4 separate regions of the Homo sapiens genome follow, and all the other regions are linked to region 4. Evidence: chromatin contacts called from ENCODE Hi-C or POLR2A ChIA-PET data. All regions are on one chromosome and are shown on one strand. The core of a region is the stretch at or near the end of the contact, and the rest is flanking DNA. Distances in the headings are between cores, read along the strand shown. Region 1 overlaps EPB41L4A (erythrocyte membrane protein band 4.1 like 4A). Region 2 holds the start of EPB41L4A (erythrocyte membrane protein band 4.1 like 4A). Region 3 has its middle 50 kb from the start of WDR36. Region 4 holds the start of NREP (neuronal regeneration related protein).

Region 1 (6,308 bases), core at 2,081-4,580, 580 kb before region 4:
TGTTTCGTGAATTCTCTTGATCCATTCTATAGGAGGAAATGGTTTTATTTGACTTTAAATATAGTTATTTGAAGAAATTTCCCCACATTTAATTTGTACCTTTAATACTGTTATACTGTCTTCTCATAAGCTAAGATTATATATAGGATTTGGGATTACTGTCCAAAAATATTTTTTCCATTTTTCTTTTTGATACAGGGCTCTATGTTTAGAGTGTTATTCAAGACGTAGTTATGGATGAACAATACAACTTTTGGGGTGTGTGTGTATGTGTGTGTGTGTGTGTGTGTGTTTTAAATAGTGACAGGGTTTTGCCATGTTGCACAGGCTGGTCTTGAACTTCTAGACTCAAGTGATCCACCTGCCTCAGCCTCCCAAAGTGCCAGAATTATGGGCGTGAGCAACTGCACCTGGCCAAGCTTTTAATTTTTAAAATTACTTTCTTTTGGGATTGTTGGATGTGAACCATCAACAAAGATGTTTTTAATGGTTCATCTGCCTTGCTGATTTGTGAGGTTATGAAATTGGTTTCAGAGGATCCTATTGCTGTGATATTTCAGTTGACAGTTAAAGCATCAGATACTTTAAAGCTACATTTGATGATCCCTGCTATTAAAATAATTTTTGGACCAACGGTACCGAATACAATACATACACACACAGTATGTTTTTGGAAAATTATTCATTGAAGAACTGGTTATGAGAGGAGTAAGAAACATTTGTATCAGTTTTAGGAAGGTTAAGGCATTATAATCAAACACAGTTATATGTGGGATTTTTGGAAGTTGATAAGCATTCATTCAACAATTTAATTAAAATTTGAGTGTCCTGCATACCAGGCTCAGGGGACAGAGCAATGAACTGAAAAGTCCCTGTTCCCATGAAGCTTTCATTCTCATGGGAAGGAGACCAATTAAACAGTGAAAACATTAATATACAATAAACGTAAAGAAAAACAAAGTAGGTGATGGGGATAGGAGAGATGGCGTGTGGGGAGGATTGCTATTATGGAGTGGTGCTTGCAGAGGACCTTCCAGAGAAGGTAACATTTGAGCAGAAATCTGAATGAAGTAAGGGACTAAGCCATGTGGCTGTTTGATAGAGGGAAAGAAAAATCCCTGCATTGTGAACAGTAGGTGGAAAGGTCGAAGGGTATATGTAAATGGATACTTATGTATGAAATATATTTATGTTTACAATAGGGCTGAGTGAATGTTTTGGGCTTGCTGTCGAAATTGAATCTCTATCCAGGGAGTAGACATAGGAGCAACAATATACGTCCTTTTTAAATGGATCATTTATAAACAAAATTCATATCACCGAAAGAAAATTGGCAGAAACGTACATGTAGTTACATCAGAACTAGCGAATATAAAAGGTAAAAATAATACCTTAATATGCTATTATACATCCATTTAAAAATTGATGTTCTACAGAGCAGGGATCTGTTTTTATTGCTATTTAGTCTTTATATGAGAACTAGAAAATATTTCCTTATTGAAGGAAGTAATCTAAGTAAGACTTCCCACCCTTCTCAAACTGTTGGCCAGAGAGGCAGATAAGAAGTGTGATAAAAGCCAAAGCAGGGGTCATGGTTAAATGCTACAGCAGTGGTTCCCAAAATGTGTTCTCTGGACCTGCAGCATCAGCATCCTCTGGGATCTTGTTAAACGTGCATTTTGGGGCCCCACTCCAGATCAGCTGAATTAGGAGCTCCGGGGGTGGAGCCTAGCAGTCTGTTTCAACAAGGCCATCGGTTGACTCTGATGCATCCTAAAGTTTTAAGAACCACTGTGCTACAGAGAGGTCAAGTTGGATAAGAGCCAGAAATCTTCACTGGGGTTCCTAATTGGGTAGATCTTCCTTTCCTTCCGTCACTCCCTCAATCTTTTGCAGACTTGACTCTGACCTTAACACTTTGTTGAAAGGGCGGGGTCGATGGGCTCTCCTCCGTGACTTTTCTCATGCTGCTGTGAGCATTGGATATGAGGGAACCACATGGGGCCCTAATCGGGAGTTCTGGTTCTCTGTTCCAACTTTCTCTTATTAACCAACTGGGTGACATGACGTGAGTGATTAACTAGTCTAGGCCCTGGTTTTCTCATCTGTGAGCCCAGAGAGTGATATTTATTAATAATTAAAAGGTCTCTTCCATGAGGTCTGAAGTTATTATTTGCTTAAATATTTATGCATTTGAAATTTATAAGCTTGGCCAAGCGTGGTGGCTCACGCCTATAATCCTAGTACTTTGGGAGGCGAAGGCAGGTGGATTACTTGAGGTCAGGAGTTGGAGACCAGCCTGGCCAACATGGTGAAACCGCCTCTCTACTAAAAATACAAAAACATTAACTGGGCATGGTGACGTGTGCCTGTAATCCCAGGTACTCAGGAGGCTGAGGCGGGGGAATCGCTTGAACCCAGGAGGTAGAGGTTGCAGTGAGCCGATATCAGGCCACTGTACTCCAGCCTGGGCAACAGAATGAGACTCTGTCTAAAAAAAAAATATATATATATATAGATATATATCTATATATCTATATATATATATAGATATATATATATATATATATAGATATATATATATCTATAGCTATATATCTCCTTGTTTAAATATATTTATTTGTTACTGTATTGTTAGCTACTTAGATTTATGTGTGTTATTTGTGGTTACCAAAACTTTGACTCTCCACTGTATACTTCAGTCCTATAATAATGGAGCCAGTTTATTTATGGGGGCAGTGCTGTCAGGCCTTGACTGACCTTGTCAAGGAGCCTGACACTGTTATTTTAAACCCATCAGTGGTGTGATAGCCAGCCCTGATTCACAGCTTGTGTTTATGGTTTGATGATTAGAATCTCATCCTTTGGCCAAGGAACACAGCCACATTTGAAAAGCTCCTATTGTGCAATTCCTGCTCTCTTCGCTGGCACCTAAACCCAGTCGCCAGGCCTGTTGATTTTTCCCTCCAGTATCTCTTGCATTCATATGCTCTTCTCCCTTCATTCTCCCCCACCCTGTCACTTTCTTTTATTTACAAATGTTCTCTGAGTGCCTACTGCATGCTAGGTAAGGCGCCAAAATGGTCTGGAGATAAAGTGTGAGCACAGCAGGAGACAGAGGGAGATAGCCATTCTTGAGCAGTAGTTGGCAAACCTTTGCTGTAAATGATTAGGCAATAAATATTTTGAGCTTTGTGGGCCATTAGGTCTCTGTTGCACCTCTTGGACTCTGCCACAGACAATGTGTAAAACAATAGTGGACGTGTGTTCTAATAAATGCTTAGGCAGTGACTCAGATTTGGCCCATGTGTTGTAGTTTTCCAACCCTGTTCTAGAGGGTGAGGGAGGCCGTTAACAAATACACAATGTGTGTATGTGTTTGTCAAGTTATAACTGCTACGAAGAGAATGGAAAGCTAGGTATCTTTTTGTGTGTGGTGGCGGGGGGTGTTCTTTTTTATATACGCTGGTAGAGGAAGCCTCCCCCATCTCCAGACAGTGGGGGAAACAAATCATAGGATACCTGATGGTTTGAAGGGCCTTCCTGGTGAGGGAGCACAGGTGCAGCGACCTGGTATGACCATGTATTGGGCTTGTTCAGGTTAACAGCAGGGAGCCAGCCATGCTGGAGAGAGCCGGAGCAGGTGGGCAGGCAGTCTGAGACAGTGCCGAGAGAAGAGTTGGTAGGGGGGTCACCAGCAGACAGGGAGAAAGGGCTCCCCACAAAGAAAGTAGCTTCTTTGAAGGTTTGAAGGGGTCTGAGAAGCTGATCTGCTATGGGAAGGTAGCAGTTTAGTTTGGCTAGAGAGCAGATGAGATGGGATACTCAGGGGTGTGAGAAGACTGAGATTAGTAAAGTCAGCTTCAAATGTCATGCCAGAGGAATTTCACTGTATTCATGGGCATATTTTTTAAGGCAAGGAACACTGCTTGTGTTTTAGAAAAGGTGACACATGGCATTTTGGAGGGTAAGAGGCAGGGATGTGGATGGGAAGAAGGTTGAAGGCCTGACCTGAACCTAAGGGGATGGAGGCAAGGCGAGCGATTTAGGAGATATCTCACCCTCAGACAAATGGGGTCCTCTTTTGTCTTTCCATGTGCCCAGTGCCTTCTTGCAGTCATTGGTACCTTTGTTTCTGCTGTTCTGTCCTCCAGGGATGCCCGCTCCTGACTTTCACTTCCAAGGAATGGCCCAAAGGCTTCCATCTGTGAGAAGCCTGCCCTGACCACTCATATTAGAAGAGTTCACTTTCTCCTCTCAATTTTCCTAGCACCTTTTCCCCAGTACTTTTTTTACAATATGGGTCAGATAGGGCTTTTGTTTAGATGCCCTTATCACTTCTTATGTATTGTAACACTCTTGAGGGCAGGAGATGCTTTATTGAAATTAGGATCCTTGTATATGGTGTAGCAGGGAATATGAACTCGGGGGTTATGCTGTCCTCCCACTTACTGTGTGACCTTAGGTCAATCACTTTGCTTCTCTGAGCCTCCGTCCTTTTGTCTATGAAAGGAGACAGGAGTTTCACCAGTCTGTGGGGATCTTGTGATGACTGAGATACTGCATGGAAACAGTTCAAACAGAGCCTGAACATCTTAAGTGTTCAATAAATGTTAGCAATTATTAGTAGCATTACTGATAAAACAGTGCTTAACACGGTGGTTGATATATGGTAGATACCCAGCAAACGTTTGACATAGGGGATGTGGTACCGGATTTTATAGTAGATTGTGTTAGACCAGACTGAATTGTGGCAAAGCTGACTATAACAGATGGGTTTGGGCTTTGTAATGATCAAATTATGGAATTTCAGAGAAACTTATATGTAGCTAGATATCTCATTAATTACAGAGGAAAAGCTGATAAAATTTCATTTATATATGGTTGAAGAGCCCCAGTACACATGCATTATCAGTATTAATGATGAAATATTGCATCTTACAAAACCTTCACGTGACAGGCTCAAAAGGTAAACACTGAGGGGTAATGATTAATGTCCACAATGCATATTGTTTCTATACAGACAGGTAGCTGTTGTTGTTTGGGTTCTCAATGGCACTGTGAAATAACTACAGACAGGTTGTATTTGTTGTCTTATGAGCAAGGTATATGAACAGACTGTAAAAGGGAAGTCTCTAATGAAAAGATGCTTTTGCTCTTGAGAGATCAGAAATTGTTTTTAGACATGGCCTTGAGAAAGTTGAAAGACATGTAATTGACCCCAAATACCTCTAGGACATTTGTCAATTCTGAAAGCTATCACCTACTCATTATTTCTGCAGCTAAAAATCTTCTCTTTCTAGCTTTCTGACCTTGTATCTCAGTGGCACAGCCACCAAGCCTTTGGATGTTGTCATCATCTCCTTTCTGTACTTTTGCCTCTCACACCCTGACTAACTTTTTGGTTTTGCATTTTGGATCCACTCAGTGGTAAGCCCTAATTACAGGGCCCCACCCAATCACAAGGGGACCAGGAAAGTGCTCTTGTACCACTGGAAGTATTTGGCGAACAGCTCTAATGACCACCACAGTATAATGTGTACAGGGTAAAGAATCACCCCACTTTGAAGCCTTTTAAAGGGGTTGGCGGGATGAGGAAATCTGCCTTCTGGAACACAGGAAAGAATAATGCCACAGGCCTCCTATTTCATACTCTGGAATTGAACTCCCGCCCCCAACCAGTGACATGCAGAGGAAAGCGCCTTACTCCACCTAACTCTGAACAGCCCACTTTGAAGCTTTTTGACCTGCACTTTCTCAAACAAGTCGATGCAGGTTCAATTTCCACTGCCCCCTCCCCATCCATCTTTGGTCTTAAAATTAACTTAAAATGTGTTTGTTTCTGGATTTGCCACTGCTCCTTGAACTAGTAATGTGTGACTGCTTTCTCATACTCCTTTGTGCCTTCACTTGTGTTTCCCTCTTTCTTGGAAGACCCTTCCCATCCCACTTATCCAAACCCTCCTCATTTGTTAGTTCTCATTTCCTCCAGGAGGCCTTTCCTTGCCTGGTGTAGGGAATCATGAAACACAACTTTGAGGGCGTGTGAGGGTGGTGCCTGATGGATTAAAAAAGACTGGGGGACGGTACTGTTTCTAGACGAAGGAGATAGCAGGTGTGAAGCATCAGTGGAAAGAAGTCCAGAGTGGCTGGACCCTCAGAGTGAGGGGAGAGAAACACCAGCTGTGATGGGTCATGACTAGATCATGGAGAGAGGGCTTGGAGATCAAGGTGTAGATAATTTGGTTTTTGTTTTTATTATATTGGAATGCCATTGAAGAATTTTAAACCAGAAGATGTTAAGTTTG
Region 2 (6,304 bases), core at 3,038-5,537, 660 kb before region 4:
CATGTTGAAAACTATATGATTTTCCTGGGAAAAAGTGTTTGAATAGCATCTTGTTAATTTGTTTCTCTGGATAGGCAGAGAAAGTCTTCCTCCAAAATCTTAAGGAAGGTCTATGTTCAGCTTTTTAAGAAACTACAAAACTTATCCAAAGTGGTTATACCATCTTGCATGCACTCCAGGATTATGAGAATTTAAATTGCTCCACATCCGGCCGGGTGCAGTGGCTCTCGTCCATAATCCCAGCACTTTGGGAGGCCGAGGCTGGCGGATCATGAGGTCAGGAGTTCGAGACCAGCCTGGCCGATATGGTGAAACCCCGTCTCTACTAAAAGCACAAAAATTAGCTGGGCGTGGTGGCACGCGCCTGTAGTCCCAGCTGCTCAGGAGGCTGAGGCAGAAGAATCGCTTGAACCCGGGAGGCAGAGGTTGCAGTGAGCTGAAATTGTGCCACTGCACTGCAGCCTGGGTGACAGAGCGAGACTCCATCTCAAAAAAAGAAAAAAAAAATTGCACCACATCCTCACCCACACTTAGTGATATGGTAGCTTGGTAGCCATTCTATTAGGTGTCTAGTGGTATCTTATGGTGATTTTAATTTGCATTTTCCTAGTGACTAATGATGTTGATCATCTTTCCATGTGTTTATTTGCCAGTTGTATATCTTCTGATCCAGTCATTCTACTCTGTATTACAAAAGAAACAAAAGCACATGTACATATAAAGACATGGATCCTTTCTATGGGCTGAATTGTGTTCCCTCAAAATTCATATGTTGAAGCCCTAACCCAATGTGACTGTTTAGAGATAGGGTCTATAAGGTGGCAATTAAAGTTAAATGAGATCCTAAGAGTAGAGCCCTGATACCATAGGATTAATGTTCTTGTAATAATCGACCCGAGGGTGCTATCTTGGTGTCTTTCTCTCCCCAACCCTCCTTAATATTTCTGTCTCACCCTCCTTTTCTCCCTCTCTTCTCCTTCTATTCCTCTTCCCTTTCCCCTTCTCTCTGAAAGCACACAAAGATGTCATGTGAGCACACAGTAACCTGGAGCCTTCCTTCAAGTCAGGAAGGTGCCTCACCAGAAACTGACCATGATGGCACAGTAGTCTTGAACTTCCAGGCTCCAGAACTGTGAGAAAATAAATGTCTGTTGTTTAAGCCATCCAGTCTGCTGTATTTTGTTATAGCAGCCTGAGCTGACTAATACAATCCCCATAGCAGCTTTATTTGTAATAGTCAAAAACTGGAAACCACCTAAATGAATGGAAAAACAAATTGTGGTATATACATACAATGGAATATTATTGAACAATAAAAATAAATGAACTATTTATATTCACAACAGCATGGTTAAATCTCAGTTGTGTCCAGTGAAACAAACCAGACAAAAAGGAGAGTTCACACTGTATGATTCAATTGGTATTAAACTCTAGAAAATGTAGCTAAATGATGGTGACAGAAAGCAGATCTATGGTTGCCTGGGAGGTGAGTCGTACTGAGGAATGGGAGTGTAAGATGACAAAGTGGCCAGGCGCGGTGGCTCACACCTGTAATCCTAGCACTTTGGGAGGCTGAGGCGGGCGGATCATGAGGTCAGGAGTTTGAGACCAGCCTCGCCAGCATGGTGGAACCTTGTCTCTACTAAAAATACAGGGCATGGTGGCGCACTCCTGTAGTCCCAGCTACTTGGGAGGCTGAGGCAGGAGAATTGCTCCAACCCGGCAGGTGGAGGTTGTAGTGAGCCGAGATCGCGCCACTGCACTCTGATAGAGCGCGACTCTGTCTCAAAAAAAAAAAAAAAAAAAAGAAAGATGACAAAGTGCAGGAGGAAACCTTAGGGAGGGATGAATATGTGTACTAGCTTGATTATGGTGGTGGGTTCATGGGTGCACACTTATGTCAAAACTTATCAAATTGTACACTTAAAAATTATGCAGTGAACTGTATGTAAATTATATGCAATAAAGCTATCCTTAGAAACTCTGTGGAATCCTCTTGTCACTAGTAATCTCTAATTTTGTGTTAAATAGATTTTAAATGTTCTTTTCTCCAGTCTCCGATAAAGAAATGGAAAAGAAAATGCTTCACTCAGGAAAGAGTGTCATATGTATGGGACCTTATGGCTTTGTAACTTACCTTATGAGGAGCTGGGAACAGAATCCCTGCCCATCCAAAACCCTCAGCCTTCTCACTGCCACTGGAGGTAAAAAAACAAAAACAAACAACAGCAAAACCAAAAATCAGAAAGCAAAAAAACCAAATCAAAGGGCCAAAAAACAGGTGAGAGCAAAACTCAAAAAAACTGGGAACAGATGATTGCTTGAACCTTTTGTTTTTGCAGCCTCAAGTGTCTCGGTTGGATATGGAGGTAAAGAATGAAAATGTTAAGCCATCTTTCAATCACATTTGGTAACTCCTGTCAGGAATACTGTATTACAGAAAAGAAAAGCCTCTACAAGCAGAAATGCTAAAATCTAGCATAATAAGGTGTCACCTCATAAGGCAGGCAAGACTTTGACAATAAAACAAAGCTGGACACGAAATTTGATCAGAAATTCAAAACCTGAGTCAATTTCACAGAAAATTCAGAAGATAAAATAGTTTTATTCATAGCCTAGGTAAAGTTCAGAAATTTATATTGCACTTTGGCGGTTATGCTGATCCTGTGTTTGGATGGGGTCACAATAGCAGGGAAGGCCGAGGCTTCCTACAGAAGGTCCTTTGTGGCAAATCACTATGAGAGGAAACTCCATCAAAAGTCGCCAATTGTTCATTTCATTTCTACTGTGCTACGGAAGCCTGGTTTTGTTTTAAGGGCTAACGTCCTAGGTTTTAAGCAATTTTTTTTGAGCTTTGGCTACCCAGCTAACAAGCAGTAGAATAGTCAACTCAAAACTACGTCTGATGCCAAAGCTCTAACTCTAAAACTCAATATAGAGTTTTTTTTCTGTGACACCTCCCCTCGTGTCTCCCCTAACTGCGACTCGCATTAACTCGCTGCTGGTTCCCAGCTGGAGAGCACAGATTGCACCTGCTCCGAAGCCCAGCGGGGCTCAGTGTCGTCCGCAGCTCAACCTCGGCTGCCTGTGCACGGACATCGGGACCCACCAGGGGTCACTGCAGCTTCAGAGCTATTGTGCCCCTCAGTCCTGGACGCGGCCGACCGCGCGGAGGGCGTGGGATTGGGACCGCCGAACCGTGGGGTCCGAGCAGCACCGCGTCCTCTTCTCCCCACCCAGCCTCCAGGTCTCTCGGGGGAAGGACGCAGCGAGCGCTGGACTGCCCCGCGGCTTGGGCGCAGTGTGCGGCTTGGCAGCGTGGACTCGCCGGCACCTCGCCGCTGGGACCACGGTCTCTGCCCCGCCCTCCGCCCCCAGCTGATACCCCGCCCAGAAGGGGCTCCCCTGCCGCGGCCAGCGCTGGACTGGGGGGTCCGCTTCGTTCCAGGGCTTTTTGCAGACGCCTGGACCGGGCCCACATGCACCTGGGCTGCTCCCGCCCGGGGCGCCACCACTCGCGCGGCCAAGAGAACTTTCCCCGGAGCCTCTGCGGCCTGGCGCGCCCAGGGCGCACCCCCCGCTCGCCCGTCCGCCGCGTTCCCAGCTGGGGCGTCGCTCCTCCGCCCGCAGGTCCCCGCCTCCCCGCTTTGCTGAATGTCCTGAAGAAGCCGTATTCCGCCGCCGCGGCAGGCATTCCCGGAGGGAGAGCTTGAACTTGGCTACACACGGCCACCCGTAATGAGCTCGGGAGTCCCCGGACGGGAGCCACACCCCGCGACGAGCTGACCTCCCCTCGCTGGTCTGGGTAAGGAGCCTGCTGCCCTTTCCGCCTCTCTTCCGGCTCCTCGGCGCTTGCGGCTGGGGGACGGGGTAGCGGACGGAGCGACGACCTTCGCCTCTGCCCCTGCGCCCATGGTCGGGGCGTCGTGGGTGCTCCTCACACAAAAGAAAAGCCGAGCGCTTCATACTCGGCGGATCTGACCCGGGGCTGCGGGGCGGGGTCGCGGCTGGAAGTGCGCGCCCGCGGGGGACTCCGCAGGCCGATCGGACGCCAGGACGTCGGGGCCGCGCTCAAATCCGTGCGGCAGGAGGGAGGTGCAGCGCTTCCAGGGTTTTCCAAGGCCGGGGAGAGCCTCGAATTCCCATCACTCCTTTTTCTGGTCTCTTGCCCCCAGTGCCAGGAGACTTTTGTCGTCCCCAGGACTGCGGGAGGGGCCCCGCGCCCCCGCCTTCGGAGGAGCTCGAGCCGCAGGATGCGCGGGGACGCGCCACCGCCCTCCGCGCCCAGTTCCGCCGGCGCTTCCCCGGCGGCTCCCGGGCGCTGACTCTCCCGGGCTTTTCCGCCTTTCTCGCTCCCGCCCCGCCGGGCGGTTCGGCGGCCGGTCCCCGGACCCCGCCGGGAGCTGCTCGTCTCACCCTCGCCACGGCGCGGACAATAAATTAATGCATCGCGCTTGAGTGGAGGGGGCGGCTGGGCGCCTCGGTGGTAGCTTTCTCTCCTGGCTGGAGACGACCACAACCGACATGGGCTGTTTCTGCGCTGTTCCGGAAGAATTTTACTGCGAAGTTTTGCTCCTGGATGAATCCAAGTTAACCCTTACCACCCAGCAGCAGGGCATCAAGGTGGGTGCGGCCCGGAGCGCGTTCCGGGGGTTGGCGGCAGGGCGGGTGCGGGGGTCCATCGCTTTGAGGGCTGTCACCGGTGGGTCGAGGGCGGCGGCCGCGACTCTGCGCGGTGGGGAGGAGAGGCCGCTGTCCCCTGCGCGCAGGGAGAGGGTGGACGTACCAGGGTGAGTTAACTTTGAGTTCCTTCATAAAGCAAAGTTGAGTTTGACGTTTCTAAGTTTACTCAGCACACCGGCTCCCAGCAGCACCCCAAAACTCTTCCCCAAACCGGTTTTCTCCAAAAGCCTCTGGGTGCCCCGCAGCTCTCAAAGAGGGGCAGAATGGGTTATACCAGCTGCGTCCCACCAGTGTGGAAGGCATGGTTTCCCTCGACTTTGTTGAAGGCGTTTTCCTTGACAGTGTTATTAGGGAAGTGAACTAGTTCACTCGTTGAAACGCATTAATGGGTCATTGTGATTGTTTTGCGTGGGTTCGTAGTTGGGTAATGCTACGTTTGGACGGAAAATATTTTCCCTTTCTACAGCGACCTGGGTTTATCCTCACATTTAAGTAAACATCTCTCAAAGCGACCCAGTAATAACTTTGCTCCTGTTTGTGGGTCATTAAAATGCAATCACTACATTAACCTAGAGAGCCCAAACAAAAAGGCAGCAGAGCTCGCAGAGATCCTCTTCCTTACATTGGATGAGAAGGTACGTATGTTTGTAGTGACAACCTGACCGACGCGCCTGCGTGCTTGTTTTGCTTTTGCAACAGTGTTAACTACCTAAAGGAGATCTAAATCCGGAGCGTTTTGTTGTTTTGTTTATCTTTCTCTTTCAGTTTTAGATCGCTAAGGCATTTTAGATAAGGCAACAGCTGAGTCTGGTGAAGGGAAACCGCCCCCCCGCCCCCGCTCTGATAGAGCTGGCTTTCTGAGAAATCGAGTTCAGGCTGCCAAGTATCCTCTCTTAGTCGCTTCATCTCAGAAGTTAATCATAATGGGGTAGGCCCTGGGCATTTCCTTTTGTGAATCAGTTTTTACATAGTTTTATGCACACTAGGATAACTATTCCTGGCTAAAAGTTTCAGCGTTAATGTTGCCATTCTTAGTGTACAGAATTCCAGTTTCATAGGTGTAATTCTTTTGCGGGAGAAAGGAGCAAAAATAATCAGTTAAAGCTACAAGATTGTTAACCCTTTCCTTTAGGAGGTTGTTTTGAATATTGTTTCCCCAGTAATTATACTGAGCAAAATTCAGTTCGATTCTCATTCGGTATTTCCTTTCAAGACCAATAAAATAGACTCTTTTCGGGGAGGGTGTACATTTTGTATTTTTAACTTTTCTTTATGTTCCAAAATATTTCTCCTCTCACCCGCCCAATGAAATCAGGAAAATATTGTAACTTACAAGATGATGTAACATTCTTTGGTGTACTGTATGAATAAAATAGGCAAAAATCACAAAAACATCCTAAATTGTAGATAATATATAGATTCTTGTGTCGAGATAGAAACAATTAGAAAAAGGTAACTGATGATCAGATACTAAGACAGTAAAGAAATCTTTTTGAAGTGCAAAGTCTAAATTATCTGGAGTCTAAAGTCATCTGGAATGTGAGCTTCCTATTTAATCATCAAAGTCATGCCTATCAGCTGTAGAGCGTGTACATTATTCTGTCAAGAGAGCAGCCAGGAC
Region 3 (6,407 bases), core at 552-3,051, 610 kb after region 4:
AGTGCCCTAAGTATGTCTGGAAATACCTCAATTTGATTTTCACAGTCCAGTGCTACTCAACAAACTATAACTGAGCACTTACTCTGTGCTAGAAACAGCATTTCTGCTTTCCAAGGACCTCTAAGGTAAGAGATAAATAAACAAATAGTTTTATAACAACATAACTTAATAAAAAATATAAAATTACTATGAGACTTATGTGTAGGATGTTTTGAGTACACCGAATAGGAACACTTAACCCATCCTGGGGTAAGGTTAGTGGTCAGAAGAGGTTCCCCATAAGAGAAAGAATTCAAGTCTTGATGTCTAGTGCAGAAGTAGGAAAAGTGCAATCTGGGGAGTGGGAACATCTATTTAGAAACCACCAAGTCACTTCAAACTCAACTACCCTCACTTCATCCTCAATTACCTCCTTGCATTTGCATGTGCACACCTCTCTCTTTCTCTCTTACACACACACACACACACACACAATTTCTTATCGTGGTGAATAACAATCACACAATCATCCATCCAGTACTACAAATAGAAACCCAGGAGTTGACTTTATTATCCACCTCTCAACTATCACCAAGTCTATTTCTACCTCCTAAATATCTTCTTAGTTGCATCCCACACATAATGATATATCATATTTCTATTACTATTTAGTTCAAACTATTTTCTATATTGTGTCTACTGTTAAATCCATCCAATGAATGTTTTAATTTTTAAATTTATAATTGACACATAATAACTGTATGTTTATGTAGTACAACCTGATATTTTAATGCATATATGCATAGTATAAAGATTAAATTGGGGTAATTATCATATTAACCACCTCAAATATTTATCATTTCTTTGTGGTGGCAATGTTCAAAAATCTTCTAGCGATCTTGTAATATGCACTGTATTGTTATTTGGTACAGTCACTAATGCTGGTGAAGATGCAGAGAAAAGGGGATTTTTATACATCATTGGTGAGAATATAAATTGGTACAGTTATTATGGAAAACAGTATAAAGATTTCACAAAAAATTAAAAATAGAAGTACCATCTCCAGCAATCCCATTACTGGATACATATCCAAAGGAAATGAAATCAGTATGTTGAAGAGACATTTGCACTGCCTGTTTATTGCAGCATTACTCACAATAGCCAAGATTAGGAAATCAACTTAAATGCTCATCTGCACATTAGTGGATAAAAAAAATGTGGCATATATACATACAGTGGAATACTATTCAGCTATAAAACAGAATGAAATCCTGTCATTTGTGGCAACATAGATAAACCGAGAGGGCATAAATTCAGACAAGCCAGGGAGAGAAAGAGAAACTGCATGAACTGACTCATATGTGGAATCTAAACTTGATTTCACAGAAGTAGAAAGTAGAATAGTGGCCACCAGAGGCTGGGAGGAAAGGGGAAAGGGAGGACTTGGAAGAGGTTGGTCAATGAATTTACTAACTTAGATATTTAATAAAATATCTATATTTTATTTTTCAGTTCTAGAATATTATTTTAGTAATTGTCAGGAAATTATAATAGCTCTGTTAAAATTCTCCATCTTTTCATCCAGTTTGTTCATATTTTCTTCAACTTCTAATAGTTTCAATTTATCTCTGGTTTCAAATGTCTTCAGTGCAAGATCAGTCCTGTATGTATTACAAGTCCCTCCCTTTGGCAAGCCTTTGGGATCTCAGCACAATGAGTTGCCAAGAACTCCCTCTATCTGGGAGGGACTTACTATCCAGCCTTCAGATTACTGGGCTACCACATCCTCTCACACAAGTCTCCCGAGGGAGAATCGGTGGGCGGGAGAACTTGGCCTTGAAACTCCTCCAGATTCCAGTTGGTCTCACTAACCCACACACAGACATTTAAAACTCCACTGACTGCACCTTATGCAGGAAGAGTCTCCCTGCTTGAATCAGGCCCAATCCTCACCAGCCCACGCCTGACTCAGTAGTTGCCCCTAGCGAAGGTAATGCCTACTGATTTTCATTCTCTAGGAAGCACTTGTCTCCCTGGAATAGGGTTCCTTTGGACTTCTTCCTATCCACAACATTTTGATGGCTTAAAAAACATGTATGTTATTATATTATACTTTATTTTTTAATTGTTATAACTAAAACTGCAAGCCCCTTGTTATATGATCAGTAGTATGTTGTGAAATGCTACAGTCGAATCCATAAATAGCCCTTGAATACATCCAGTTTTCTCTGTCTCTGTTCTACCACCTGATCCAAGACACCATCATCTTCCCCAAATTCCTCATTGGTCTCCCTACTTTTATTCTCATTTCACTAGTCTTTAATCTGTTCTTCATTCTGCAATCATTGAACTCTTTAAAATGCGGACCTAATGATAGCACCCTCTTGATGAACACTTTTCAATATCTTTACTCGGAGGATAAAGATAAAAATCCTTAAAGCGTGATTTTTGGATGATAATGATGTGTCAGTGTAGGTTCATCAGCTATAACAAATTTACCACCTTGGTGGGGGTATTGATAACGGGGGAGGTTGTGCTTGTTTGAGGGGAGGGGGTGTATGAGAAATCTCTGTACCTTCCTCTCAATTTTGCTGTGAATCTAAAACTGCTCTAAAAATAAAGTCCATTAGAAATATATACATATATACAATTTGTCCATAAATAACAATCTTTACAGGCTATTCATCCCGACAGATGAGGTGATGAAAAGACTGACTCATCAATACTTTCCTCAGACATCCTAGACTAGGCCTGAGATTGGCCTTAATTCTTCTTGCTGAATGAGTATGGGATCAATAGAGGGCCCTCCAACCTCAAGGTCGCCACAGCATCAAAGCATCCCAGAATCTAACTTAACTTTCCATTGTTTTAACAATTATTTTATTAGGGACTTTACTCATAAGTGACAATCAGTAGAGTTGAGACCAGGGGTCGAGAGCAGTTGAGACCACCCGGTGCCAGCCCTTAAGTCGGGAGAGGCCTGGAATTCGGGCTGCTGTTTAGTAAGCTTATAGAAAAGAGTAGGGTCACTCTCACAACTGTCACCTTCTTTTCTTTTCTTTTTTTTTTTAGACAGAGTCTCGCTCTGTCCCCAGGCTGGAGTGCAGTGGCGCGATCTCGGCTCACTGCAACCTCCGCCTCCTGGGTTCAAGCGATTCTTGTGCCTCAGCCTTCCGAGTAACTGGGATTACAGGCATGTGCCACCACACCTAGCTAATTTTTGTATTTTTAGTAGAGACGGGGTTTCACCATGTTGGCCAGGATGATCTTGATCTCCTGACCTCGTAATCCTCCCACTTCAGCCTCCCAAAGTGCTGGGATTACAGGCATGAGCCATCGTGCCTGGACTCTTCTTTTTTTTAAATTTCATTTTTAAAATTTCAATTGTTATCTGAGTACAGGTCATTTTTGGTTAAGTTCTTTCGTGGTGATTTAGTGCACCTTTAGTGAGATTTTAGTGCACTTGTCACCCGAGCTGTGTATACTGTATCCAAAATATAGTATTTTATCCCTCTCTCCCCTACCATCTTTTTTTAGGCCTTTGCATCCTCATAGCTTAGCTCTCACTTGCAAGTGAGAACATACAATATTTAATTTTGCATTCCTGAGTTACTGCTTCACTTAGAATAATGGCCTCCAGCTCTATTCAAGTTGCTGCAAAAGACGTTTTTTATGGCTGAGTAGTATTTCATTATATATATATATATATATATATATATATATATATATATATGCCACATTTTATATATATATATGCCACATTTTTTTTACCCACTCGTAGTCGATGGGCACTTAGGTTGGTTCCATAGCTTTGCTGTGTGAATTGTGTTGGTATAAACATGCATGTGCATGTGTCTTTTTTGTATAATGACTTCTTTTCCTTTGGGTAGATACCCAGCAGTGGAATTGCTGGATCGAATGGTAGTTCTACTTCTAGTTCTTTAAGGAATCTCCATACTGTTTTCCATAGTGGTTGTACTAATTAACTTTCCCACCGGCAGTGTAACCTTGTTCCCTTTTCACAACATCCACACCAACAGCTATTGTTTTTGATTTTTAACTATGGCCCTTCTTCCAGGAGTAAGGTGGTAGGTATCTCATTGTGGTTTTGATTTTGCATTTCCTTGATGATTAATGATGTTGAGCATTTTTTCATGTGTTTGTTAGTTGTTTGTACATCTTCTTTTGAGAAATGTCTATTCATGTCCTTTGCCCACTTTTTGATGGGGTTGTTTTTTCTTGTCGATTTGTTTGAATTCTTTGTAGATTCTTCATACTAGTCCTTTGTTAGATACATAGCTTGCAAATATTTTCTCCTACTCTGTGGATTGTCTGTTTACTCTGCTGATTATTTCTTTTGCTGTGCAGAAGCTTTTTGTTTAATTAGGTTCCATTTATTTATTTTTGTTTTTGTTGCATTTGCTTTTGGAGTCTTAGCCATGCCTAAGCCAATGTCCACAAGAGTTTTTCTGATGTTACCTTCTAGAATTTTTATGGTTTCAGGTCTTAGATTTAAGTCTTTGATCCATCTTGAGTTGATTTTTGTATAAGGTGAGAGATGGGGATCTGGTTTTATTCTTCTACGTGTGGCTTGCCAGTTTTCTCATCACTCTTTATTGAATAGGGTGTCTTTTCCCCAATTTATGTTTTTGTATTCTATGTTGAAGATCAGTTGGCTGTAAGTATTTGGCTTTATTTCTGGGTTCTTTCTTCTGTTCTATTGGTCTACTTGCCTATTTTTATGTCACACTGTTTTGGTAACCATAGCCTTGTAGTATGATTTGAAGTCAGGTAATGTGATACCTCTAGATTTGTTCTTTTTGCTTAGTATTGCTTTGGTTATGTGGGCTCCTTTTTGGTTCCATATGAACTTTAGGATGTTTTTTCTAGTTCTGTGAAGACTTATGCTGGTATTTTGATAAGAATTGCATTGAATCTGTAGCTTGCTTTGGCAGTATGATCATTTTCACAATATTGATTCTTCCCATCCATGAGCATTGGATGTTTCCATTTGTTTGTCATCTATGATTTCTTTCAGCAGTGTTTTGTAGTTTTCCTTGTAGAAATGTTTCACCTCCATGGTTAAGTATATTTCTAAGGTTTGTTTGTTTGTTTTTTTGTTTTGCAGCTGTTGTAAAGGGGATTGAGTTCTTGATTTGATTCTCTGCTTGGTCGTTGTTGGTGTATAGCAGTGCAGTTAATTTGTGTACATTGAGTTTTTTATCCTGAGACTTTACTGAATTCATTTATCAGATCTAGGAGCTTTCTGGGTGAGCCTTTACAGTTTTCTAGATATACAATCACATCAGCAGCAAACAGTGACAGTTTGACTTCCTCTTTTCTTTCTTTCTTTTTCTTTTCTTTTTTTTTTTTTTTTTTGAGATGGAGTCTCACTCTATCACCAGGCTGGAGTACAGTGGCACAATCTTGGTTCACTGCAACCTCCGCCTCCTGGGTTCAAGCAATTCTCCTGCCTCAGCCTCCTGAGTAGCTGGGACTACAGGTGCATGCCACCACTCCCAGCTAATTTTTGTATTTTTAGTAGAGATGGGGTTTCACCATGTTGGCCAGGATTGTCTTGATCTCTGGACCTCATGATCCGCCTGCCTCAGCCTACCAAAGTGCTGGGATTATAGGCTGGAGCCCCTGCGCCTGGCCTGACTTCCTCTTTTCTAATTTGGATGTACTTTCTTTCTCTTGCCTGATTGCTCTGGCTAGGACTTCCAGTACTATGTTGAAAAGAAGTGATGAAAGTGGCATCCTTGTCTTGTTCCAGTTCTCAGAGGAATGCTTTCAAGTTTTCCCCATTCAGTATGATATTGGCTCTGGGTTTGTCATATATGGCTGTTATTACTTTGAGGTAAGTCCCTTCTATGCCTATTTTGTTGAGGGCTTTTATTGTAAAGGATACTGGATTTTATCAAATGCTTTTTCTCCATTTATTGAAATAATCATATGGTTTTTGTTTTTAATGCTGTTTATGTGATGTATCACATTTATTGACTTGTATATGTTAAACCATCCCTGCATCCCTGGGATGAAACCCATTTGGTCATGACGCATTATCTTTTTGGTGTGCTGTTGGATCCAGTTAGCTAGTATGTTGCTGAGGATTTTTGCCTCTATGCTCATCAAGGATATTGGTCTGTAGTTTTCTTTTTTTGTTATGGCCTTTGCTGTCTTTGGTATTAGGGTGATACTGGCTTCATAGAATGATTTAGGGAGGATTCCCTGTTTCTTTTGGAATAGTTTCAGTAGAATTGGTACCAATTCTTCTTTAAATGTCTGGTAGAATTCAGCCGTGAATGCATCTGGTCCTGGGCTCTTTTTTTTGGCGGGGGGACATTTTTAAAATTACTGATTCAGTTTTGCTGCCTGTTATTGGTCTGTTCATGGTTTCTATTTCTTCCTGATTTAATATAGAAGGG
Region 4 (6,996 bases), core at 736-3,235:
TGAGCAGCGTGTTGGGGTTCCAGACTTGCAGATCAGCCCCCAGGCGTCTCCCCTCTCCCACCACCCAGCCTATGCCTTACACCTTCCTTCCAGTACTTCCCTGGCTGGTAAACTGGCCTGAAAGGGTCAAGGGAATTTGTTGAGTTTTATATTTCTTCCCTTTGTTCCTAGCTATGGCTGCCAAATCATCTTATTTTTGCAGGAAAATTACTGTGATGTTTTAGATTAATTCAGAGAAGCTTTCAGTGGGCTCCTTAAACATCATACCCAGTGCAGTCTAACAGGCATTTGTTGTGGCAATGGCTTTGTAGTTTTAAAGGTGACCTATAGTCCCAGCAACAAGCATACAGAGAACTCAGTGCATTCTTTTAGAATTGTGAGTGTAAAGTATTGCTTTTTAAGGTTTGCTATTGCTGTACCCAGTATGTTAAATCTAAAACATCAGACATTCTGTAAACACGTTTAAAAATTGAGTTTTGTAAATTTGCCTTATTTTCTTTGTTACAATGGAAAACATTGCTTTCAGTGATTAGGGGAAAAAGTGGATGGCAAATTTAGAAGACACTATGATCCTTTATATCTTTTTTTCTTGGAAAGGCAATTTAATTAGGAAATAATCTTCTCCTGTGACATCTGAGAGTTACCATAAAATGATATCCTGCTTTATTGGCAACAGAACCAGTTTATTTGAGTTTGTTGCAAAATTTTGAGCTATTACATTACTATGAAAAGATAGATTTTAAATAAGAACGACGAGTTTACAAAAATCAGAAATGGCAAAGCACTTTATTTTTTAAAGCAATCCTCGATTTTAAAAAGTACAATTTCAGACGGGCAGGCAGTGGGGGAGCGTATAGGGAAGGAGAAGGAAGCACCAGGGGAGTATGTCTTGGGCCGATCACGCCAGGCCGCAGCTCTGGCTGGTTGTGCGCGTGTGACTGTGTGCACGTGTGTGTGTGCACGCGCAGCCACAGGACCTCTGGGCCCGGCCTTCAGGGGCGCTCCCCGCCCCGGGCTTCCCCGCGGAAGGGAGTGGGGCGCGCGTACCCAGCTGAGGGGCAGGGTCCGACCCGAGGCCGTGTGCAAATGCATCCTTCGCGGACTCTTTGTGTGTCTGAGCGCGGCTCCGCGCCGCCGCAGGCACCATTTTCTGCTTCGCTCAGGACAGGCACATAAAAGGAAGGCGGCTGCCGCCCGTCGCCGTCCTCTTTTCCTCAGATGCCCTCTGCTGCAGGTTTATTATTACAGTACGGGCCGCGCCGCCTCTCCCCACGGCCCTGGCGGGCCGCCGGGCTGTGCAGCACCCTGGCCGCCTTCACGCTTGGCGCGCCCCCAAACCGCCTCCTCCACCTCCTTATTTGTCTGAAAAGCAACCGCACGTCGAGGCGGAGAGGCTGGCCGGGGGCGGGGAGGAAGGCCGGGGATTTGCGCGCGCCGTGCTCCCGGGGCGGGGCCGGGGCGCAGAGCTGCGGGTCCGCTTTGTCTCCCCGGGGCGCCGCGCGGTGCAGTGGGGACGGCGCGGCGAGCGGGGCGCCCGGGGCGCGGGTGCGGGGTGTCGGGGCGCGCGCGCCTGTTGGCCGCTCGCCGACGGGGCCCAGAGCCGCCGATTCCTGCCGAGTAAGCAGTCTGGCTCCTAGGCGGCTGCACAGTGGCAGCAAGGCTGGGGCGCTGGCTCCGCGCCAGCTCCATCAGAATTAGCTCATTGTTCACTAGCACCCTAGCGGGAGAGAGAGGGAAAGGGAGAGAGAGAGACTCTTAGAGAAAGAGAGAGACACACACACTCTTGGAGAGAGAGCGCGAGGCAGGGAGATGATCTCCTCCTCCTTTTTCCAAGGCTGCACTTCTTGGAAGTGAAGCCGGTTTGGGTTTTGTTTCCCTTCCCCCTCCTCCCTCCTCTTCCTCCACCCCTTTCCCCTCCCCCTCCCTCCCCCAATCCCCCCTCCCCCCCCAATCTGTCTTTCTAGCATGTTGCCCTTTTTCAACCACATTTGTGTTTCAGGTGTAGAGAGGAGAGAGAGTGAACAGGGAGCGGGGCTTTTGTCTGTAAGTATATGCCATTCCTATCCCCGGCTGGGAGCGCTGGTTTCTCTTTTGTGTCGATTCCTTGCCGTTGCTCTTAGCTGGACCCTTCAACCCTGCAGAGTTCATGCTTCTTCCCTCTAAATTTTAAAGAGCTGAAGCGTGTACCTTGGAGAAATTCTGGCATTTTGGTTGTGCTGCATTCAGGCTGGAATTTAACTTGGGTTTTTTCTAAAATGCACAAGTTCGGAGGGAGAAATGAATTCTTTTGGGAAGGGGTGGGGTTTTGTGCTTGTTGGTGTGGTTAATTTTGTTCTTCTTGCTCCTAAAGCCTTGTTAGAAACTGTTGTGTTTCTTTGCATTAAATGCACTTTGGTGCATGCAAGCTTTTCCTCCCTTTTTATAAAATGAATTTGTGTCCCTCCGCCCTTACACTTGATTACTCTTTCAATGCTGCTGCTTCCGAGGGTCTTCTTAGGCATTCGATCTTGCAGCACTTTTTTCTGCATTTTCTTATAAAGCAGTTGAACTTTGGCGGGGAGGGCCTTAAAAATAAATGACTGTTTTTTTCTTGGTGATTATAATAATCTGATGTGCATTTATGTGTATCTATAATAACATTATAGGAAAACTCTAAGAGCGAATGATACCCTTTTTGAGAACTTTTAGTTTCTCCATTCATCTTAATTTTTGTCATAACTGTGTTAACAAAAGAGCGGTCTTCTGATAATATAAAGGTTGAGGGTAAATCACTGCAGCAGTATGTACATTAATGTTTATTTGGTTTAGGGAGAAGGACAGAATGGTGTATATTCCTGACTCCCCCCACCCCCCCCGCCGTGTAGGGTTTTTTTTTTTTTTTTAAACACGGAAGGTTATGTAATGCAGTGCCATTTCCAAAAATATCCACTCTGAGGCATTACACTACACGGTGGAAGGCTGATTCCTATTCTGTCGTCTTGATTGCAAATATACTGCCAGTAGTATGTCTGGGAACAAAGAGCAGCCAGAAAACAATCTATTTTTATCACTTGGTTCTACTTTTAAGTTGCTAAACCTTTTGAACTCATGCAATTTAAAGATGAACCAAACACTAAGAATAGCCCAGGACTCTGCAAAGCCAAGTACCAGGGATTCCTTTGTCCCTTAGTTAAGCCTATAGGCCACTTGGAAAGCTCTTTCAGAAATCCCAGTAGTTAACAATAATTTGCATGTAACTTATCTTAACCACAGAAAATGGTTATTCGTCTGTAACCTCTAAAGAGGCATTTTTCGTTTGCTGACCTGTGGTGAGGCGATGTGTCTACTGTATTTAAACATATTTTGCAGGTTGGTCTCCCTGGACTGAAGAGAGGGAGAATAGAAGCCCAAGACTAAGATTCTCAAAATGGTAAGACTTGGTCATCAGAGGAGATTCTCAGTACTTCTTACCAGTCTGTTACATATAAATATCAACCACCCATCTTCATCCGCCTCAACCCTTCATTGTTCTACACCCCATCTGACCTTTAAAAGGTTCTATCTCCAGTTCCTGGGAGCGTTGCAGTACAGCAATTTATGTGAATTGGATGTGGCAAATTAGTTCTTTGACTTGCAATTATTTTGAATAGAAAACTAAAATTCCTCTTTCAGAAGTGAGGATTTATTTAATTTGAACAACAGAAACTATTCGGTTCTTTAAGAAGAGTGATGTGTTGTGACACGCATGGAGGTGGTGACAGCAGTAGGGCTCAAACAAAGCCTTGGGTCTTAGAGCTAGGCCGAAGTTACCCAAAACTGAGGAGTCTGTCCAGCTGATCAAACAGCTACTGTATATGCTATCCTTTAAAGCAATATAGATGAAAAGCATGAATTTTTATATTAATGTGCCCCATCTATTTAAATATAATTACTGTTATTTTTCTCGATTTATAATTTCATTTGTGAGAGACATGTACTCAATTTTAGAAGTCAAGCATGTTAACCTCTAAATAAAAGTATAACTATTTCTGACAAAGCTTATGATCCACAGAGAATGCAGTTTAATGTTTGATTACTGATTAAGGAAACAGAAGGAATACACATTAAAAGCAGCTGAATAAGTATATTAATCATCTATGAAAAATTTCCTCTTTGGAAATAAGATGAACTAAAAAAAATAATAGAAATATCATAAAACTTTTTAGTGAAGTACAGCGTGTCCTACTGCAGATGTTTATACTCTTTAAAACACCTCTTTGTCACTTAGAATGTGTGATTTCCAAATTTAGTTTTAGTTTTTTTCTTTGAAACGAGGGTGGAATTTAATGAATCAAAATTTAATCTGATATCTTTGATGTTTTCTTTGAGAACAACCCAAGTATAAGCTTCCAAGGAGAAAAATGAATCAGGCAGTTAAATGAGTTCAGTTTGATTTTTATTAACAAGTGTTTTATTTTTTATGTATGCGTCACTTGTCATTTCAACAAGTGGGTGTCAAAGCACCACATGGACCTTGTTTGAAAATGATCAAATTAAGGAACTTGAGGTAGAAAGACAAAAGAAGTGAACATAAAATTAAGCTAATCAATGGATTTTGTGCAAATGGTTCCCAACTTCATATTAAATTCTTAATTAGCTGTTGTCATAGAATAATAGGATGGTAATAAAATCAACTGCTGTAAAGTATTTGTGTTTACTTATTTTTTACTGTGACTGGCCACATCACCTTGCCTCCAAGCTCTTTATCTCAGAACGTTACCTACTTTCTGTGACCATAAATAGATCACAGAGGTTTCATGTATGTTGCAATATGTCAGGTGACCAGTTTAAACATAAATATGACTATGGACCCTACCAAAACTAACTCTATAGATCAAGCTCAAAGAGTAAGATACCATGTTTCTGTAGTAGTAAGTAGAATGAGCTTTGTAGAAGGTAAGCATGCCTGCCAAAGCTGAGAGTGGAAGTTGGAACCATTTGAATGCAGAAAAGCAAATGCAAATTATTATTACGTGTTAATTTTTTTGCAGTTGTCGTTTATGTATGGTGGCAGAATGGGGAATCACAATTTGTTGCTCCTGGAAGGATTTTTACTCATGAAAAAATTCTCACAACTTTTTGGTGATCCTTTCATCAAGATGTCAGTCCCTTTTGGCACAAGCCCATTGCCTGAAATGAAACCACTGACAGTTATTGTCTGTGGGTGATTCCAAGTAACTTTCTAGCAATTCTCTTTTTCCAGAAAGTCTTGAGATCTTAAAAGTCTTTGCACATATTAATGTAAAAAAAGGTTTCACTTTTTTTTTTTTTAAGAAGTGATATTAGAGGTGTCTTTGTATCTCCTCTTTCTGCCTTTTGGCAAAATCAAGTTAGTTTTCTTCCCTTGATTAAAATTGGAATTACTTTGTGGACCTCTGTAACTGGCTTACTTAGAGTGAAGACTTAGCCCACATACAGTAGAAACTGCTTCTAGTGAAGCAGTAGATTTGTCTCCTGGACACCTCTAGAAAATACATAAGCATGGCTCTCCTGTTAAACTTGTATTTCCAGTTACATAATTTAAAACGCTAAAGAGGATCTAATTTCAGTATATTTTACCTATTTAGTAAAGGGCTTATTTCAAATACAAATTTATAATCAGCTCATTTTAGTGTAAGAAATTATTTAGTAGATTCCAGAATTCGTAACAGTGACTCAATATCTAGACTTTTTACGTATCTAAAATGATAATGTTTTACAACAATAATGTGGAGACACTTAAGGATTCTCGAGTCCCTTCTGTATCATTTATATATCTATAAAATATATATATAATCTATATATATCTACATATCATATATATATACATATATATATATATATATATATAAAATCAACTTGTGCAGCTCTAGGAGGCACCAATTACATGTGTTCTGTGTATGGGCCTCCTTGAACGCCACTGCACGGAGTGCTATTTACATAAAGTTGTGCATGGTGGCACCTAGGGTTGTGCAACTCAAGAGTACTGTTAAAAGTGTCAGTTTTGAGTATAGTTTGCTGTATCTTAGTTGAACAGAACATTTTTTTCAATAAGTCATTCTCCAACTTTTTGTTTTCTAGTAAATATGCCTCTCCCACCCCCACAGTTTTGTGTTTTTTTTTGCAATTAGTAGGATATTAAGTCTTCAGCATTTCTTTAATTTACATTTGGCTTTCTGCTAAATTTTAATTGCTATGATTGTATTTTACATGAGATCTATTTAGGTATTCTATTTTAAAGGCACTTGCTTTGGATAAGTTAATGAGAAGAAAACAGTTCAGAATGAATAGATGATCCTATTGAATAGTTTGAAAAAATAAGTTATTTAATCCAATGTCAAGGTTAAGTCCTGGTTTTCAACATGATTGCCTTCTACACAGTGAACTTGCCTCTCAGTGTGTGTGTGTGCCATGGACTCACAGTGACGTAAGCATGAGTTCATTATGTTTTAACAGAGACCTAGGAATTGGAACAATATAAGTTCTCTTTAAGACTGATGCTGAGCTTTTAAAACAGATGAGTTGACTCCATTGTACCATTCATAGAGCTCTGCTTTCTGTATAGTTTGTGAAGTGGCATTCATGGGCTTACAAGAAGACTCTTTCAATAATCTCTCCATTAACATAAGGTTTCCTTGTTTAAAGAAAAAGACAAAGATTGGGGAGGGATGCGGTCCTATTCATAGCTTGTACCATTGGGCTTAGAATGTAAATATACCAGTTGCTCAGTGACTCTTGATTGTGGAGATGCTGAAGAGTACCTAAGAGAATAATTTTATATGGTACTGTCTTTTTCACCACAGTTTCCAGTGAACAGTGAGGGAGAGAATTGGGAATCGTTTGAGGAATTAGGACAGTTGGGATAGTCTATTTGGGTTAGCCCAGTCCTGCTTCCTCTTGAGCTATAGAGATAATTCAGGTAGGAAAAGGTATTTGAGCAGCAATCTTAGAATAAACAGCTGTTCCGAGTATCATTCCATTTTAACCTGATACAGTTCT

The links. A loop is a pair of places that touch in the nucleus more often than their neighbours do. ChIA-PET counts read pairs that join two places held with the same protein, here RNA polymerase II (POLR2A). Pooled maps may share reads with other maps.
Region 1: a map of endothelial cell of umbilical vein shows a loop between it and region 4 (6-fold over the local background). The contact joins the enhancer-like site here to the promoter of NREP in region 4. A Hi-C loop is called at or near these places in 1 of 168 maps with a recorded cell type or tissue (endothelial cell of umbilical vein), 1 of 37 single-sample maps with no recorded cell type and 4 of 50 pooled maps.
Region 2: a loop to region 4 is called in a map of cardiac septum, with 2.2 times the contacts of the local background. The contact joins the promoter of EPB41L4A here to the promoter of NREP in region 4. A Hi-C loop is called at or near these places in 1 of 168 maps with a recorded cell type or tissue (cardiac septum), 2 of 37 single-sample maps with no recorded cell type and 15 of 50 pooled maps. POLR2A ChIA-PET finds 5 or more read pairs at or near these places in 1 of 52 experiments (WTC11).
Region 3: a loop to region 4 is called in a map with no recorded cell type, with 3 times the contacts of the local background. The contact joins the enhancer-like site here to the promoter of NREP in region 4. A Hi-C loop is called at or near these places in 2 of 168 maps with a recorded cell type or tissue (IMR-90 and mammary epithelial cell), 7 of 37 single-sample maps with no recorded cell type and 12 of 50 pooled maps. POLR2A ChIA-PET finds 5 or more read pairs at or near these places in 1 of 52 experiments (OCI-LY7).

The regions. Positions count from the first base shown.
Region 1 is chr5:112,335,738-112,342,045 of GRCh38, reverse strand. All of the region lies in intron 1 of EPB41L4A (erythrocyte membrane protein band 4.1 like 4A), which reads left to right. Among named protein-coding and RNA genes, the nearest start is that of EPB41L4A, 80 kb to the left of the region's middle. RefSeq lists a silencer at 2,788-2,988. Within about 2 kb of position 3,330, at least 3 of the 41 ENCODE cell types and tissues checked have a DNase peak (open chromatin) inside an H3K27ac peak, as active enhancers do; they include endothelial cell of umbilical vein, where a contact is called at or near this core.
Region 2 is chr5:112,417,260-112,423,563 of GRCh38, reverse strand. It overlaps EPB41L4A (erythrocyte membrane protein band 4.1 like 4A), which reads left to right and starts at 4,287. Exons shown (of 23, transcript NM_022140.5): 1 at 4,287-4,623. The coding sequence starts at 4,525. It overlaps EPB41L4A-DT (EPB41L4A divergent transcript), which reads right to left and starts at 3,981. Exons shown (of 1, transcript NR_027706.1): 1 at 2,586-3,981. RefSeq lists a silencer at 3,533-3,622.
Region 3 is chr5:111,139,470-111,145,876 of GRCh38, reverse strand. No RefSeq gene overlaps it. Among named protein-coding and RNA genes, the nearest start is that of WDR36, 50 kb to the right of the region's middle. Within about 2 kb of position 1,801, at least 2 of the 41 ENCODE cell types and tissues checked have a DNase peak (open chromatin) inside an H3K27ac peak, as active enhancers do; they include mammary epithelial cell, where a contact is called at or near this core.
Region 4 is chr5:111,752,183-111,759,178 of GRCh38, reverse strand. NREP (neuronal regeneration related protein) reads left to right here and starts at 1,985. Exons shown (of 4, transcript NM_004772.4): 1 at 1,985-2,043; 2 at 3,349-3,409. The coding sequence starts at 3,407. RefSeq lists silencers at 855-1,214, 1,235-1,634 and an enhancer at 2,228-2,785.